2 separate regions of the Homo sapiens genome follow, and region 1 is linked to region 2. Evidence: chromatin loops called from intact Hi-C (ENCODE). Cell type or tissue: ascending aorta. All regions are shown on one strand. Links, peaks and the distances in the headings refer to the core of each region. The heading gives the core; the rest is flanking DNA.

Region 1 (9,245 bases), core at 1-8,000, 75 kb after region 2:
ACAATGGCCATCCTTTCTTGAGGGGCTATGGGGTAGAGCTCAGAGAACTAGGAACCAGAGACCAGAGTTAAGATTCCTGTTCTGCCACTGACCCCTCAATGCTTCAGCCTCCTCCTCTGTAAACATAAATACATAAGTACCCAGAGTACTGTAGGTAAGTAAATAAGATCAAGGAGATCACCCCCTCTGGCATACACTCAGCATGCAGTTGACACTCAGTCCATGCAACACGTACCAGGATCACCCCATGTGAGTGGGCTTAGGTGATTTGCTAACAGTCAACACTGCTGACTCGACCATCTTCTGAGTCAAATGCTTGGACATGGCCAAGAGTAACAGCTCACCTAAGCTTCTAGTACAAGGCACCAGAGCCTATGTGCCCCGAGCTCATATTCCAATATAATTTTGTGCAATATTTATGATTGTCTCTAAGGTCTCTGTGGAAATCTGGGTGTGAACTTAGAAGCCTTAACTCCCATCTCTGTCAGAAAGGGTTTTTAGCAGTATTAGTGAGTTCTACACCATAAAGAAATAATATGCGGGGGGCGAGGTGCGGTGGCTTACACCTGCAATCCCAGCAATTTGGGAGGCTGACGCGGGCAGATCACCTGAGGTCGGGAGTTCGAGACCAGCCTGACCAACATAGAAAAACCCCGTCTTTACTAAAAATACAAAATTAGCCAGGCATGGTGGTGCATGCCTGTAATCCCAGCTACTCGGGAGGCTGAGGCAGGAGAATAGCCTGAATCCGGGAAGCAGAGGTTGCCGTGAGCCAAGATCACGCCTTTGCACTCCAGCCTGGGCAACAAGAGCGAAACTCCGTCTCAAAAAAAAAAAATAATAATATGTGACATTGCAAAACATTTCACAGCTTGCAAGAAGCTTTTAATCTAAAATAAATCTAATCTGATTTAAGTAAATAACTTCAATAACATCCCTCCTTGAGGGAGGTCATTGTTTTTCCCATTTTACTGATGAGGAAAAGGAAGCTCAAATAAGTTAAACAACATGTCCACAGTCACCACCGCAGTAAGTTGGGGAGCAGGGATTTGAACCCAGGGCACTCCGCAGCAATAGGCTGCCCCTGGTCTTGCCTTCAGTTAAGAGGTTTCTAGCAATGTTTTCAAAAACAGCCCATGAAGTAGAATCAGTCCTTGGACATGAAACTCAATCTTTTAAAAACCCAGCAACTTAAACCACCACCACCACCACCAAGCTGACCCTCTAAAGGCGAGGTAAATAATAACCAATCTCTCAATGATAAAAGGAATGAAGAATACTGATTTAAACATGCTGTTTTAGTCTCTCATTAAGGAATATAATCTGTTTTCAATAAACATACATCCTGCTATGGGTCTGCAGTACTGAATTTAGGTAGTTTCCACTGATTGCAGTGTGGTCTGGAATTGGAAAGCCTGGCCTTGATTGATGATCATCAACAAAGAAATTGAAAACACTGACCAGAGACGGTCCATATGAAGGCACTGTGTCAGGCACAGGGAAGACCCAGCAGAGGCCGAGATCTAATTTGGGGGCCTGTGCTTGGGTAGACCAGGCATCTGCATGGAGGCCAGCAACACCCCACTTAGTTTCCCAAGGTATCCATATCAAAAGCCTGACATGACTCACTGGCTAATTACCTGAACGCCTGGGGTCCCTGAGCCCTCCTGGCTGAACAACATGTCTTCTCTCCTGACAGTGAACAAAACACTATCTTCAACCTGCTCCAGACATAGCCTAAAGCTGTCCACATGGTACTGTAAGGGATTATGACTCTGACCTGGATAACTCGGGCAGAAAACCTGCTGTTAACAGCCACTGGGTAAGAGGAGGAAATGAAACAAGAAACGATAGAGTGGTGGCTTTCACCGTGCCACTCCCCTGCTTTAAAATCTCCTGGACACTTACAGAGCAAGGTCCAAACACAAAGTACGAAGTTTGGCAAGCCAAAGCCCTTGACAACATCCTTCTCCAACTCCTCTCTGGCCACTCCCTCATCCACACTCTGGCCACCCTAAACTGTCTTGCCTTCCCTAGATGTCAGGCCCTTCCGCAGTCTGGTCTGTGCTCTGTGCTGCCTCCCACTCCACTCCTACACTCCTATCCATCCTTCAAGGCCCCAATTGAGTATTGCCTCCTCTGTGAAGCCTTCTGATACCTCCAGAAATAGACCTGTTCTTCCTCTAGGCTCCCAAATATTTTGTTTGACCTTCACTATAGTGTCTCTTCCACAGGCCCACCATAACTGTGGTTACTGGTGTCCCTTTTTTGCCTCTGAGCAGTTCAGAGACACAACTTCATCTCTATATCTCTGGTACTTAATAAAGATTTCCAGCAAACAAAGGCACATTCAGTGGTCCAGCTCTCTGCTCCACTTTTTGAATGAGCAGCTATAATATGTAGCACCTTCTCCCTCATCTGCATTAAATTCACTCTGGCCTGGGTTGAGGGTGAGGGAAATCAATTCCTGTGAACATCTCCAAAATGCTACCCATATAATGGTGCCACCTGGACTGGGATTCAGTTGTGGCCACGCAACTGAGCGGATGCTACAAAAATAAATACATACATACATACATACGTACATACATACATACATACAGAAATGCCTGCCCTAAGAGCAAAAATACAGAGGAAGGCCTACACACCATATGTAGTATTTAAAGACAAATCAAGGTAACAAACGGTTACACAGAATGCGTTCTATCATCCTGCCTTGACCAATACTTTAATAAGTCCAGGTTTGAGTTTAGGATTCCCTGACCTCTTGGTTTCACAATGGAATGTGGAAGCTCAGAGAGACCCAGCCCAAGATCTCAGCCCACCCCTAGCACCACCCATAACTTTCAGAGGCCTTGTGCACACCCAAGTAGAGTCCCCAGGCCACAAGTCCAAGCTCTAGCCAATTCCTTCATGCCCCTGCACCCCTTGCCCAGCCATTGGTCCCACAGGTACACATGCTGTCCATGGCCAACACAGTCTGCCCTCAAGTAAAACAGACCTGGGGAAGAGGCCCACGCAGGACTTGGAAACAGGCTCAAGACACTGATGCAGGGAACTGGAAGGGTCAGGCCTCTGAGCATGATCTGGAAAAAGGAAGTGCTTGCTCTAGATGGGCCTGTCCCTTGGCCCTACAGTCTCCTTGCCCCAGTAAGAGGAGCACAGCCAGGTGGAGGGCCAAAGCATGACTCTTGAAGCGTGAGCTCCCTCTTGCACGTATCTGAGGGCAGTCAAGGGTATAGCCACCACGTCTGGGTCATTTCAGAGCCATGAGTTTCTGGACCTGACCATTCTCACTCAACAGCCCACCTAACCAGTAAGCTAGTACTTGAGGGGGAGCCGGAAGTGCATTCCAACTTGGGCCTCAAAAAAACACCAGCAACAATAAACATCATGCACTTCCATGCACTTACGGGCAGCTATCAGTGACAGGCGCGTGAGTCACTGCGTTTCTGCTTCAGGATCTTACCCATCCCCCGCCCCAGGAGACCTGATTCATCGAAGTTTGTTTTTAGTACTATTATTTTTAGTCGACCAAACAAATTTTTAAGAATAATGATAGAGAAGGTGATGGGGGAGGGCAGAACCGCCTAAGAATATGAATTGTTTCTCTTTCAATAGCCTGCCAAGCCTTACATCAACAAGTGGCATGTCTGTATGTTCTCTGTGTGTGTTGAAGTAGATCCTTTTCCTATATCAACTGAGACTCTCCAAAGGAGAATGCTCTGTGAGCAAGTGTGTCGGGATGGGAAGGGGATCACCTATTGGAGTCGACGGACATCATCTGCCAAATTTCCCCTTGGAAAGGAAAAATGAGCGTTTACTAAGCATCTACTATGTATTATGATCGATACTGGCAAAGTACTTGATACATCTTATCTCACTTGCGTTGATTTTTTTTTTTTTTGAGACAGAGTCTCACTCTGTTGCCCAGGCTGGAGTACAATGGTGCGATCTTGGCTCACGGCAAGCTCTGGCTCCCAGGTTCAAGCAATTCTCCTGTCTCAGCCTCCTGAGTAGCTGAAATTACAGGCGCCCGCTACCATGCCCGGCTAATTTTTATATTTTTAGTAGAGCCGAGGTTTCACCATATTGGTCAGGCTGGTCTCAAACTCTTGACCTCAGGTGATCCATCCACCTTGGCCTCCCAAAGTGCTGGGATTATAGGCATGAGCCACCGTGCCCGGCCACTTGGGTTGATTTCTATGAAGTAGGTAGTTTCATCCTCATTTTACAGATGCAGAAACTGGGGCTCAATAAGTTGAAGCAAAGTACCCAAGGTCACCACATAGCTAATAACTGTCAGACTCAAACCCAAACCCATCAGACTTGAGAGGCTTTGCTCTTTCTGCCCAACTGTGCTCTTCCTGTCCTCCCCCTCTCCTGCTCCCCAGGTAATATGTGAAGAACCTGTCTGGGTAGAGACAAACAGCCACACACAAAATGTAAAGGGTTGGCACAACAAGCAGTAATTCACTCTGCCTTCCCATGGGCTGGGAGAAATTAGACCCACCTTGAGTCTGACTTCAATAAGGGTAAGAAAAAGTTTACAACCAGGAAGATTTGAAGCAAAAGGAAAAACCCAATTTCCATCACCAGTGCCTGCTTTCAGCCACTTGTAACTACTCAAAAAGTCCTTTCTGGATTCATTACTCCACATTTGGGCTTAGCCCAGAGGTGATTTTTTAAGGAAAAAATGCCTTTTGGCATTTTTGAGCAGTGACAGCGTAAAAACAGACCTTTAAAAAACACACACCCAAAAAGCATTACTATTTTCAAATGTCCAGTTGAAAAGAAAAAAAAAATGGTGACACCTCAGAGTTACAACTTGGCTTGGCAGTTTGTGATGCAACACTTAGCAGCAAAAGGGACCAGATTCATAACTCTGTAGGTTTCAAAGGCAAAGCCATACACAGTGTTTCTTAATACTGGAGTCCTACCCCATCTCTACTAAAAATACAAAAATTAGCTGGGCATGGTGGCGGGCGCCTGTAGTCCCAGCTACATGGGAGGCTGAGGCAGGAGAACTGCTTGAACCTGGGAGGCGGAGGTTGCAGTGAGCTGAGATCACGCCACTGCACTCCAGCCTGGGCGACACAGCAAGACTCCGTCTCAAAAAACAAAAAAAGAGAGAGACAGAGATAAAGAAACAAACAAACAATACAATACAATACTGGAGTCCTAAACTACCGGCAAAGCACTCAAGAGAAAAACTTGCCAGATGTAAGCTGGGAGAGCCATGTGATACTGAAAAAGAACTATTTAGGAGGAAACTCACTTTTCATTTCCTAGTTGGGGTTTAAACTTGCAACATCCACGCTGCCTAACAAAAGGCTCATGCTTACGCAATCAAGTGCAGCCTTTCTTTATATAGATGCTTGGAAATAAATAAAGGAAGCTTCCTGGGTAAACTTTGACATATGAGCAAACATTTTCCACAGGTATCCTCTATAATGCCTACCTCTTACATTTAACCATTTTTAGGCATCTGTGGTCATTAGTTTAAGTAAACTTCCTGTTCTTAGAATAGTCAAAAATAGCAACAAAAGAAGAAAAACTGTTCACTGCATCTCAAGAGGCACAGCCTCCACATCTTCATCCTAGCATTATTTTCATATTCCTTTGTAGTTAAATTTCACTGATTTAGACTCACAGAGTAAGGAAGAGGCAAGGAAGAGGGAGGGAAATCACCAAAATTAAAGGCTGAATTACAATTTTATTATTTTTACTTATGTAAATTAATTGACACCAGGCTGATAGAGTCTTGGAACATCAATAATTAAGAAAGATCTGTCATTCACTGATCAACTAGATGCGTGCAACTGGGAGCTTTTAAAATGTTTGTATGTGGCCGGGCGCGGTGGCTCAGGCCTGGAATCCCAGCACTTTGGGAGGCCGAGGCGGGCAGATCACTTGAGGCCAGGAGTTGGAGACCAGCCTGGCCAACATGGCGAAACTGGTCTCTGATAAAAATACAAAATTAGCCGGGTGTGGTGGCACATGCCTGTAATCCCAGCTACTCAGAAGGCTGAGGCAGGACAATCACTTGAACCTGGGAAGCGGAGGTTGCAGTGAGGCAAGACCGCGCCATTGCACTTTAGCCTGGGCAACAAGAGCGAAACTCCATCTCAAAAAATAAAATAAAATAAAATAAAATGCTTGTATGAATACCAATTCCAAGTTAGAAAGGCCCTCCAATAGAGTTTATCTAGCCTATTTTCCAGTTGAGAACATTCGAGGCCCAAAGAAGGTGACTTGTCCCAGGTCACACAGCTAATCAGAAACAGAGCCACGTCTAGAACCTACCAAGGTCTGCTGACTCCTACCTCCAAAATAATCCCCAAACTCTTGTTTATTAATTTTTCTTTGACAGCATTTATGGGGCAAAAAGGCCTGCTAAACAAACTTTTGCCTAGTCCAGAATTAGCCAAACTTCTTAATTAATAGGCTTCTACTGTGTTTTCATTTTAAACTGAGTCTCTGCCAAAACATTCTACAGCAGTTGCCACTGTGGCAGGCTGCTGTTTATAGGAAGGGTCTTAGATAACCAACAGTGGATAGTATGCTATAGATTTGTTTATTTCTCAAACTGTTAAGTCGAAACAAAGGATTATGTTATACAGAGAGAAAGAGAAAGAGAGAGAGAGATCCTTGTCAAGTCAATAAACTGCAGAGCTTGGGGGATGTGGTTTGGCACCAAAAAAACAGTATTTACAAATTAGCTAAAGAGTGAACACATACAGCATTCTTACAACTCCAAAGAACCTGTGTTTCACAGCCAGTGGACTAGAAGCTACAGAAGGCACCAGGGACAGTATCTGCCTTATTCACTATTTTGTCCGCATTATCTGGCACAGAAATTAGCACCTGGTACGGCATTAAAGGAAGGCATAAAAATGAACTGGACAAGTTCTCTTGGAATTGTCTCGGTTCTAAAGCTTAGAACACAGTAAAATTAGAAACCAAACTTCTGTAGGGTGGGCTTAGGATGGCAACTTCCCACTGTTTCCAGGAACCATTGTGCTTGAAGATGGGAAGACTGAAGGCTCCATGGCTCAGGGACTTGTCAGAGGCCAACAGAAGGTCATACCCCTCCTTAGGGAGGAGTTAGTCCCATCCAACACTGCACCAGCCATTCACGTCTGCACATGGCTGGTGAACTTCCACCCCCTGCACATTCAGCAGGCTGCCATCATGAGCAGCCTTCTTGGGCAGTTCTCTTGCCAGCCAACCAACACTATGAGATGGGGATTTGGGGGAGGGAATGGAGTCTTTAAGTTTTGCTTTTGTTTTAATCAGTCAATATGGCAAAGGAGAAAAGGGCAAAAGTCAATTAGGACTATTGATGAGACTTGCTGATTAAGAAAACTGCATTCCAATCTTAGAGAACTTAATTGCAATTACAGGAAGCTGAAGGAGAGGTGAATAAAGGTGGGAGAATAAGGTTAACAGGAATGAAAGCTGATTCCAATTTGAAGCAAGCCCTGCTTGGTCTTATTTATTTCATTAAGGAGCTCACGCAGAATAATGGCTGTACTGTGCATCAAATGGCATTAAAATCTCCTAATAAATTAACAAGTAAAAATTAATGGTCGCTCAGTTCATTAAATCGTGTTAATTTTATTCCATTATAATAATACAGCAATCACATGTTTACATTATTAAACCAATATTTATTTTTTAACTCATTTAGTTGGATTCCTGATGTGATAAGCTTGAAACAAATTCTTTCAATTTCATCAACTTCTTGCATTTCTCATCAGAATTAAATGCGACTGTATTCATATTTTTCTGTTATTAAAATTGTCATTTAAAACTTCACCCTTGCAAAGACTTTTTAAAAAATATACCACTAAAAGCACCTATGTTCATTCAGAAACTCAGGCGTCTAGGATTTATTCTCAGCAAGTGTTAACTAGAGAAATGAGAAGCTAGGTCACACCGAAGCTTTGAATTTCAAAACAACCATCTGCAAGTTGTCCACTTTTCATTTATTTATTTATTTATTTTGAGACAGAGTCTCGCTCTGTCGCCCAGGCTGGAGTGCAGTGGCGCGATCTCGGCTCACTGCAAGCTCCGCCTCCTGGGTTCACGCCATTCTCTTGCCTCAGCCTCCCGAGTAGCTGGGACTACAGGCGCCTGCCACCAAGCTCGGCTAATTTTTTTGTATTTTTAGTAGAGACAGGGTTTCACCGTGTTAGCCAGAATGGTTGTGATCTCCTGACCTCGTGATCCGCCTGCCTCGGCCTCCCAAAGTGCTTGGGATTACAGGTGTGAGCCACCGTGCCCAGCCAAGTTGTCCACTTTTTATTAACACTCCCTGTCATATTCTGAGCTGATACATCTAAAGTCCCTGTTCCCACCAAGGAAACCTGAATTTCAGTTTGCAGTACTAACTTACTTTTTACTTCAAAGAGAAAATGCTTTACAGTGGAGTAAAATATAGCACCCAAGTCACTAGCTGTTCAGTGCCAGTTACAAGGTAACATATTTATAGCAGCACTCAGTTTAGTAAAAGAGGATAAAGACGTCCTCATTCTTATAGGGAACTATCCCCATGTACCAAAAAGTTCCCAACATCATACTGCAGTCCAAAAAGCTTCCTTTGGATAACCCTTGTCCCCTTCTTAGTTTTCCACCTCTCATGGGTTCTCCTCCTCTCTACACCTCCTCCCACAGAATTAACTGTGTTTCCACATTGCTGGGCACTTAGCACATTCCTCAGCTGCAGCTCATGCCTCATACCTTTGGGCAAGTCTGTCTCCCGCTCTAGACAGGGAGCTCTTTGAGTACAGGGACCCTGCTGTGGTCATTGTAGTATGTTCTCAACGAAGGACTGAATAATTCAATAATGAATGAATGATGCAGAATGAAGTATAAACGTAACATACCTGTCAAATTCTCTGGTTCACAAAACACTTCCACAGAACTTATCTCATCCTGACTTGACAGGTGCAGATATAAAAGCTGTGAAACTTAAATGGATTCCCAAATCCTTGCAGGTGGTAAAATGGCAGGTACAGGACCTGAATTTTGTGTTTTTTTCAGAAAAAAACAGATGCCTGTCATTATTTTATTTCCTAACATAGTGAATTCTACAATATTTAAAAGGCACATCAACGCCCGCCCCCATCAAAAATCATCCATACTAGATCTCATATTTCTACTGGTAGCTGGGAATGAGAAAGAGATAGCAGTTAGATACTCAAATAATGCCCTATTCATGTTTCCCTTACTGATGTGTA
Region 2 (8,000 bases), core at 1-8,000:
GCAGAGGTTCTTCAGGGAGTTATGAGCCCAGTCCCCTGGGTGTATGTGACAAACCACAGAGGCCCAATGTTCAGAAAACAAAATGTCCTGGTGAGGCGACACTGGCTAACTCTATGTCTGCCTGAAAACTCACTTTGGAGAACTGTGACAGCTGACCCTTGAGGAACCTTGAGGGCATCTGGTCCAATCCCTTCATTTTGGGGTTGAGGAAACAGACTCTGATGCATTAAGATCCTTGTTCAAGGTCACTCAGCAAATTACTGCAGTGTGAGAAGGAGTCCTCACAATTGCCTCTTTCCTTGCAACCAAGCTGGTATTGCCAGCCTTCTTCCAATGACGTGTGTAAAACACATGTGCGTCTACTTGCCTGCTTTGGTAGGTTAAGAACAGCAAGACAATTTTTTCTTTGTTGTATTGAATCTTAAGTTGTCTGAAGGTCTTTAAGATGACAAGTGTTTTTAATTTTTTTTTAAAAAAAGGGACTGAGCAGTTGTTGACTCTGGTTGAAAGACATATAATTTGATTATATTACGATTAGTAGTAGTATAAAAAATTAGCCTATAATTGTAATTTTCTGAAGCTTGGAATCAAAGAGTTACAAACAGAACTCAGGATGTACACTGAATATACTACACCCTGGCATTTTCAAAGATTTTTAAAACTGTTGTTGTTTATTTAAACTCCATTTCCAACATTAGCCTGTTCTTTTCATTTGGTGCCACAAAGACATCTAGTGAGGTCAAGTATGTGGTTGGCCAGGTTCTAGATAATTGAGGTCTCACTGCAAGTTCTACCACAGTGACCATGTGCTCTGCCTGTAGCTGAGTTTCCTGAGTGTTCCCAACAAGTTCTGTAAGTGTGCTAAGCATGTTTTTGAATGTTCCAGTTTAGATTGGACATGAAGAGCTGAAAACAGGATTTCATAACCCTTGATACCAGTCACTAAAACATTTCCACCAAGAACAACTCAATTTTCATCTGAACTTATAAATGGACAATATCTAGTGCTTTGGGCATGAATGCTGCCAGTCTAGGGGGAAACCAAATAAAATGCCAGGCTGCAGCCCCCTATGCCATCCTCCAGACCAGCAGCTGGCCTCTTCTTCACTTCTTCCCATTATATTTAGTCCTCTCTTTCCCTCTGCTAGTTCTCCAGAGCAGCCGGCTCAGGTCCATGACAAGTGCCCCAGGCAGATGGGGCAACCTGGGCAGGAGCCACAGAGGTTGCAGAAGGCTCCTGGGCAGATCCTTGGAGGGGGAAGCCAAGAAACACCTTGCCTTATCCTTGGGAGGGCTGGACTCCACTGGAAACACACAAAGATCGCCTAGACCTTGGGCTATCCCACCTCCCAAGGGCCATGGGTGGGCACAGAATTTGTACTTTCTGGAAAAGAAGAAGGTTGGTTACTGGAGAAAGTTCAGCCTGATGATAATTATCTGTAAAGCACGCAGACACCAAGAACTTTTCAACATCAGGCTATGGATTTGGCGAGGCCCAGAGTTTCTCAACGTTGGCACTACTGATGTTTTGGGCTAATCTTTGTTGGGGCTAGGGGGCTGTCCTGTGTAGAGACAGATATAGAATGCTTAACAGCATGTCTGGCTCCCTCACACTGGATGCCGGTAGCTGTGACCCACCTGCAGCTGTGACAACTGAAAAAAAATACCTCTAAACATTGCCAAATGTCCCCTGGGGGGCAAATCTGCTCTCTTCCCTCCCCTTGAGATCCCCCTGGGCTAAGGAAATGCTCTGAGATGAGCAAGATGCGGGAAAACAGAAGGAATCCCCCCCGCCCGCCCCCCAAGACGGAGTTTTGCTCTTGTTGCCCAGGCTGGAGTACAGCGGAGTGATCTTGGCTCACTGCAACCTCCAGTTCAGGTGATTCTCCTGCCTCAGCCTTCTGCGTAGCTGGGATTACAGGCATGCACCACCACGCCTGGCTAATTTTTGCATGTTTAGTAGAGACGGGGTTTCACAATATTGGCCAGGCTGGTCTCAAACGCCTGACCTCAGGTGATCCACCTGCCCCAGCCTCCCAAAGTGCTTGGATTACAGGCGTGAGCCACTGCACCTGGCCAAACAGAAGCAATTTACACCTCAGAGCAAGCGTTTACCCAGCACTTCTCACTCAGTAACTCACTGGATAAAGGGATCCTGCAGGCTGAGTATCTCATCACTCCCATTTTACAGATGAAAAATTTTTGATGCTGAGTGACTTGCCCAAAGTCACCCAGCAAGGAACAGTGCCTGGGCTTGAACCTAGATGTTACACTCCAAACTCAGTTCTCTATGACTACAAAGCACACTGGGTTTAAATCAGCAGAGATTCTCTTTTGGCTGTGGTGAGAGCCCCTCCCTTCCCCCATGCAAAGAAGACGGTTAAATATTGAAGGAGGAGGAGGAGGAGAGTGTTTAGGGCTTTTCTATTTAATAGCTTTGGTCTTCACAAACTTTTTTCTCCAAGCACCAAGTTGATGGGGATTGCTTTTTCTTGAGTGTCAGCAGGATCATAGAACTTTCAAGTCACAAATAAAAGATGCTACAAAGATCTGGGTTGGTCTGTGACTACTGGAAGAAAGGGAAAAGTTGCCAGGCTTCACAGAATCTTCTGGGTGGCCATTTCACTCTGCTGAAAATTAGGCCTGACAATGGTTTATGTTTTTTTAAGAGATCACTCATGGACCCATTCAGCATACTCACAGCCCTTGGCAACGTTCTGATGGGCTTAAGGCAACAGTGGACTTCACCTCAGCTTTCATTAAAATCCCTCACCCCCAAAAGCTGACCTCCAACAATACAGGAAGCTTGAAATGGAGTAAGTCACAAAGCCAGGTGTGTTTAGACCCATCTTCTCATTCTGGGTGATCTGGGCCTCTCGCTCGGCAGCAGGCCTGTTCATGTAGCCAACACTTAGAGTCTTCTCTGTTTCCAAACTACTTTGGGGAATCAAATTAATTTGCATTGTCAGTTTGAGGGAGAAGAAAATAACCCATAGGACAGAAAGGATTCCTTCATTCTACGACAACATGATGTTCCATTTGGTGGAAACAAAAATGAGTATTTAGGTAAAAACATTTATCAGCCCCAAAACTCTAACTTTGTAAAAACAGAATAGAAGATACTAGAGGCTGAAAAGTGTAAAGGGAACAGAGGGATGGGGAGAAATTTGTTAAAGGTCTCAAAATTACAGCTAAAGAGGAAAAATCAGTTCTAGTGTCCTAAACCACTGTAAGATGATTATACTTAACAATAATATATTATATAGCTTCAAATATCTAGCAATCATATATTACAATATTATTATTACATAGTTTACAATTATTATGTAATATATGATTGTTACTATGTATAATCATATATTACATAGTTTCAAATAGGAGAATATTGAATGCTTATATAGTAACATACATAGTAACATTCATATATTACATAGTTTCAAATAGAAGGAGGATATTGAATGCTTCCAACCCAAAGAAATGATAAATGCTTGACAGGATGGAGATGCTAATTAACCTGATGTGATCACCATAATGACATTAATATGTATCAAAACATCACTATGTATCCCATGAATATGGACAATTATTTGTCAATTTAAAAAAATCAAATATTTTTCAAAAACTCTAACTTTAGAGGGAAAGGAAAAAGGGAAAATAGCCTGGGTGCAATGGCTCATGCTTGTAATCCCAGCACTTTGCGAGGCTGAGGTGGGTGGATTACAAGGTCAGGAGTTCGAGACCAGCCTGGCCAACATAGTGAAACCCTGTCTCTACTAAAAATACAAAAATTAGCCGGGCATGGTGGCGCAAGCCTGTAGTCCCAGCTACTCAGGAGGCTGAGGCAGGAGAATCGCTTGAACCCAGGAGGTGGAGGTTGCAGTGAGCCGAGATTGTGCCACTGCACTCCAGCCTGGGCAACAGAGAGAGACTCCGTCTCAAAATAAATAAATAAATAAATAAATAAAAGGGAAAATGGGGAGAAAGAGCTATTGGAGACTGTGAGATAATGGTCTCATCTTAGACCCTCTTCTCCAAAGAAAAGAAAACAGGCTTAGAGGTGGCAAGGTAGAACTGAAACACAAATCTGGGCCTTCCACTAATATATGAATGTCTTAAGACTGAGATATAAGGCCTGGCGTGGTGGCTCACGTCTGTAATCCCAGCACTCTGGGTAGCCAAGGTGGGCAGATCACCTGAGGTCAGGAGTTCCAAGACCAACCTGGCCAACATGGTGAAACCCCGTCTCTACTAAAAATACAAAAAAATTAGCCAGGCATGGTGGTGGGCACCTGTAATCCCAGCTACTGGGGAGGCTGAGGCAAGAGAATCACTTGAACCTGGGAGGTGGAGGTTGCAGTGAGCCGAGATTGTGCCACTGCACTCTAGCCTGGGCGACAGAGAGAGACTCCATCTCAAAAAAAAAAAAAAAAAAAAAAAAAAGACTGAGAAATAGCTTTGCTCTCTTAATAAAAAAAAAAAAAAAAAAAAAGCAGGACATGGAAAAGTCCCCTCCCCTGACAACTGCAATTTCTCAAGTCTTATCTGCCGGCAAACCTCACTATTAGTTCAACTTCACAAAACAAACAATTCTTATTACAGGACTCTTAGTCATTCTGTTTTTCACTTTCTTCCACAGAGCAGAAGCCATTAGGTCTGGGTATCCTCTCTCTGCCCTCTTTTCCCAGACCTGGTTCCCAGCCTCCCGCCTCCTGCAGTCAGGTCTGCCCGAATCGGAGCACCATGAATCACTTCCTGTGGGCAGACTGCACGCTTGGGGGTGGGATTTACTTTCTTTCTTTCTTTCTTTTTTTTCCTGGAAAAGATTCTCACAGACTTTTGGGGTAAAACAAGTGGAACCAGGCGATGATAACTGGCGGCCTTGTTCTATCAAAACAAATCTTAAAGTTTCCAAAGACTTAGAGAAAATGTCAGGCGGGCATTCCTGACTGGGGGCGGGGGTTGGGGAGAGGTGAAGAGGGCAAATGAGGAGGTTTTGTGTTAATTGCACAGTTTTGACTTCCTTAATTATGAGTCACCGGCTAGAGAGATAAAACAATGTCACAAGTGCTGCATAACATGCAACGGGTCAACCGGGCGACTCAGTGACATTCACGCGGAGAGGCAGTGCCTCAGGACAAGCGCTCACTCCAGTGATTTTACAACAATTCCTAGCAAATGTCACACAGTATGGTTGGGACATTTACAACCATCTCAGTCTTATGACATTTACAACTCAGTCTCTTCTTTTTAAAAGAAGCCCCAAAGCCTTCAGGATTTGCAAACCTTTCAGTTAGCCACTGTTGGGTATGAATGGGGAGCTGGAAGTAAAGGAAGGGTGGGAAATGACCATGTTTCTTGAAAAAGTTAGTTTAAGGACCATGGAGGTAAAGAGGTACCTTTACATGCAAAAAATGCAGCATTTGCATGACAGCAATTGCTAACGTTCCATACACATTCTCTTGCTTTCTGAACCAAAGCTTTACAAGCTTATATAAGCAGTTTCCATCCCAAATGGTAACAAAGAATGGGTGCCCTGTATATTCTGGCATCTGTACCCTGAGGACAGTTAAGTGGCCAATTAGCATTCCTTTCTGTCTAAGGGTACAGACCTCCTATTGTACCTAAAAAAAAAAAGGTTCTGGTTCATTGGGGCAATTCACCTAAGACAGCAAAGAACCCCTATGGGCAGGAAAACAGGAATTCCACACAAGCAAGAAAGGAGGACTTCAGAGAAGCCAGGCCCACACTTAACAATGTCAGGGTGGCAACAGCCCTCCTCGATTAAGCCGGCCTCATCAACTAAGTGGCCCTTGTCTGAAAGCTGCATCCCTAAAACAGCTACAATCAGGAACAAGCAAAGGGTTCCAGGTGAGGCGTCCTCCCGCTGGGTCCTAGATACTTACAACTCTCCCCGGTATCAGCCCACCCAGTCCCAGCTGAGATTCAGAGCACCTGCCCACCCACCACCTCACCCCCACTTCCTAGACAGGCCTAATTTACAGGCATAGAAACTCAAAATGCTGAACAGGCCCAAGTAGTGGAGGTAAAATGTTGCAGCCACAGTATCTGAATGTGAGGCTCCTGCACTCTTGGCCACCAGCATAGTGCGCTGAGGTGCAGGTGGGGACAGAGCCCTTGGAGGTCCAATTATCTTCCAGCTCAAACAGTAACCCACTCTGTGGCTCTCTGCTAAGAATGACCTCTCTCCATCCTCCCCTCCTCGAACTCTTACAGTCCACCATCCCCACTGTCCCACACTCTTCAAATTCATCATCATTTAGCACCAAAGGCCTGGTATGATGAAGTGACTTCTGTGTGTTTCTGACTTCCCTTCCCAACTGTGCCAGGAGCTCCTTGAGGGAAAGGAAACCTAGCTTAACTTTGCCTGCATCCTGGATGGAGCGAGGGGCTTGCAGGTCACATTTGCTCAGAAAATAGTAATGGTAATGGAATTATTAGCTGATAGCGTGCATCAGCAACTGGTAAGCTTCATAGTACCTTTCAGAAGACGTAGGAAATAAGCAAAGATCTCAGGCTGCCCACCAGCCTTGTGAACCCGATCAAGAAGTCAAGCCTCATAGCAAAGGGATCCACAGACGCACATTACTGCCATGGGCCCAATACCAGAAATGTTCTTTAAGCAATCAGCTGGTCTTGAGAGGTGCAATTAAAAACAGCAGGGGAATGACAGCCACAGGTGCCAGTTAGGCGAAAGCAACCAGCGGGGAAGTGCAGGAAGCTAAAATGTTTTTGAATGAGGAAGCTCTGCCCACTTGCCATACCAGGGAGAGAGAGTCATCTGTGGCTAAGGTTGTAGGCAGACATTAAATACAGCGATTTGCAATAAACTTGCTCAACAAATATTTGTTAACTGGAGATTTTTATCAAGTGTTGGATTTAATAGAGGAGAAAGCACACAGATATATGGCCCACACTGGGGATGGACTGGAGCCCTGGCTGCTCATTAGATGACAGGGGTGTGTGTGGCCCTCCCTCTGGCTGTGCTACCGACTCATGGAGGAGTCTTTAGGTATGGATTATCTCATTTAAAAAATGATGGGTTCAACGGATCTCTAGTGTCTTCTCACCTTCTAGTACCTTCTAGCATTCCAAATACCTGTGAAATACACTAATTTGCAGGGGGAAGTGGCTTAAAGGTGTTCTGTGTCTACACTTCTCATTCCTTCAATGCTTTTAGGCACCTAGGGCCTTGGAGAAAACCTGAATCATAATATAGCAGCAGAGCAAATAAGTAATCAAAAATGTGGACTACCAACAAAAATTCCTCTTCCCTACTGTACATGGAGCAACAAACAGAAAGGATGAGAGAGAAAACTTCAGAACTTTGACTCTTTCTGCAGGTTAGAAGCAAACACAAAAGCCAAGTAAGCCCCAAACCCGACGCCAACATCAACTAAACAGTGGCAGTCGTAGCTGTCATGTGGGATATAAAGGAATTAAATTGATTTCAAACAACTTCCTGAGAGAGGAGGTTGCTTTAAACCAGAAAGGTGAGGGAGGCTGCAGAATTACTGACCTCAAAAATCAGAGGTCATGGAATGAATGAGACAGGTAGACAGGTTCCAGACATGCTCACATCTGTGGCTGGTAGAACTGGACCTGGACACGACACTGGGGCGGGGGCAGTGGAAGGGTGGTGTGCAAATGTCCTTTTGCAGAATATTCCAGCCTCAGAACCACAGGACTTTGGAGCTGGTGGGGGGCATTTCACCACCACCTTCTTTTCCCCCTGAACACGTGAGGAAACTGGGGCCCAGGAAAGGATGGCATTTACCCAGGGATCCTTCTGAGTGAGCTCCTATGTTGTTTTTTTTCTACTCCAGGAATCATGACCCCAAAACTATGGCCCCAAATAGAAAACTCAGCTGTCGGTGTAACTGAACAAAGAAGCTAACACCACAATAAAGGGCAGGAGCTTCCATCAAGAGCAGAAAGAACAGAGTGGTTTCTGTGGAGGAGCGGCTGTGCCTGGCATTTCC

What was found. Hi-C counts contacts between places; a loop is a spot of excess contacts. Peaks named below come from ENCODE experiments on the same cell type or tissue, not always from the same donor. Only the 100,000 strongest peaks of a DNase experiment are listed, where the experiment ranks them.
Region 1: a loop joins it to region 2, with 4 times the contacts of the local background. A loop is called at or near these places in 28 of 110 quality-filtered maps.

Annotation. Positions count from the first base shown.
Region 1 is chr15:67,070,577-67,079,821 of GRCh38, reverse strand. All of the region lies in intron 1 of SMAD3 (SMAD family member 3), which reads right to left. Among named protein-coding and RNA genes, the nearest start is that of SMAD3, 9.6 kb to the right of the region's middle. In ascending aorta, for the core only: no CTCF peak of the experiment used is centred there; DNase peaks (open chromatin) are centred at 3,076 and 3,451; H3K27ac peaks cover 4,494 bases.
Region 2 is chr15:67,147,288-67,155,287 of GRCh38, reverse strand. All of the region lies in intron 1 of SMAD3 (SMAD family member 3), which reads right to left. Among named protein-coding and RNA genes, the nearest start is that of SMAD3-AS1, 4.3 kb to the right of the region's middle. RefSeq lists enhancers at 669-838, 1,841-2,010, 4,534-5,341, 6,149-6,956, 7,963-8,000 and 1 more. In ascending aorta, for the core only: no CTCF peak of the experiment used is centred there; DNase peaks (open chromatin) are centred at 4,717 and 5,087; H3K4me3 peaks cover 534 bases; H3K27ac peaks cover 5,558 bases.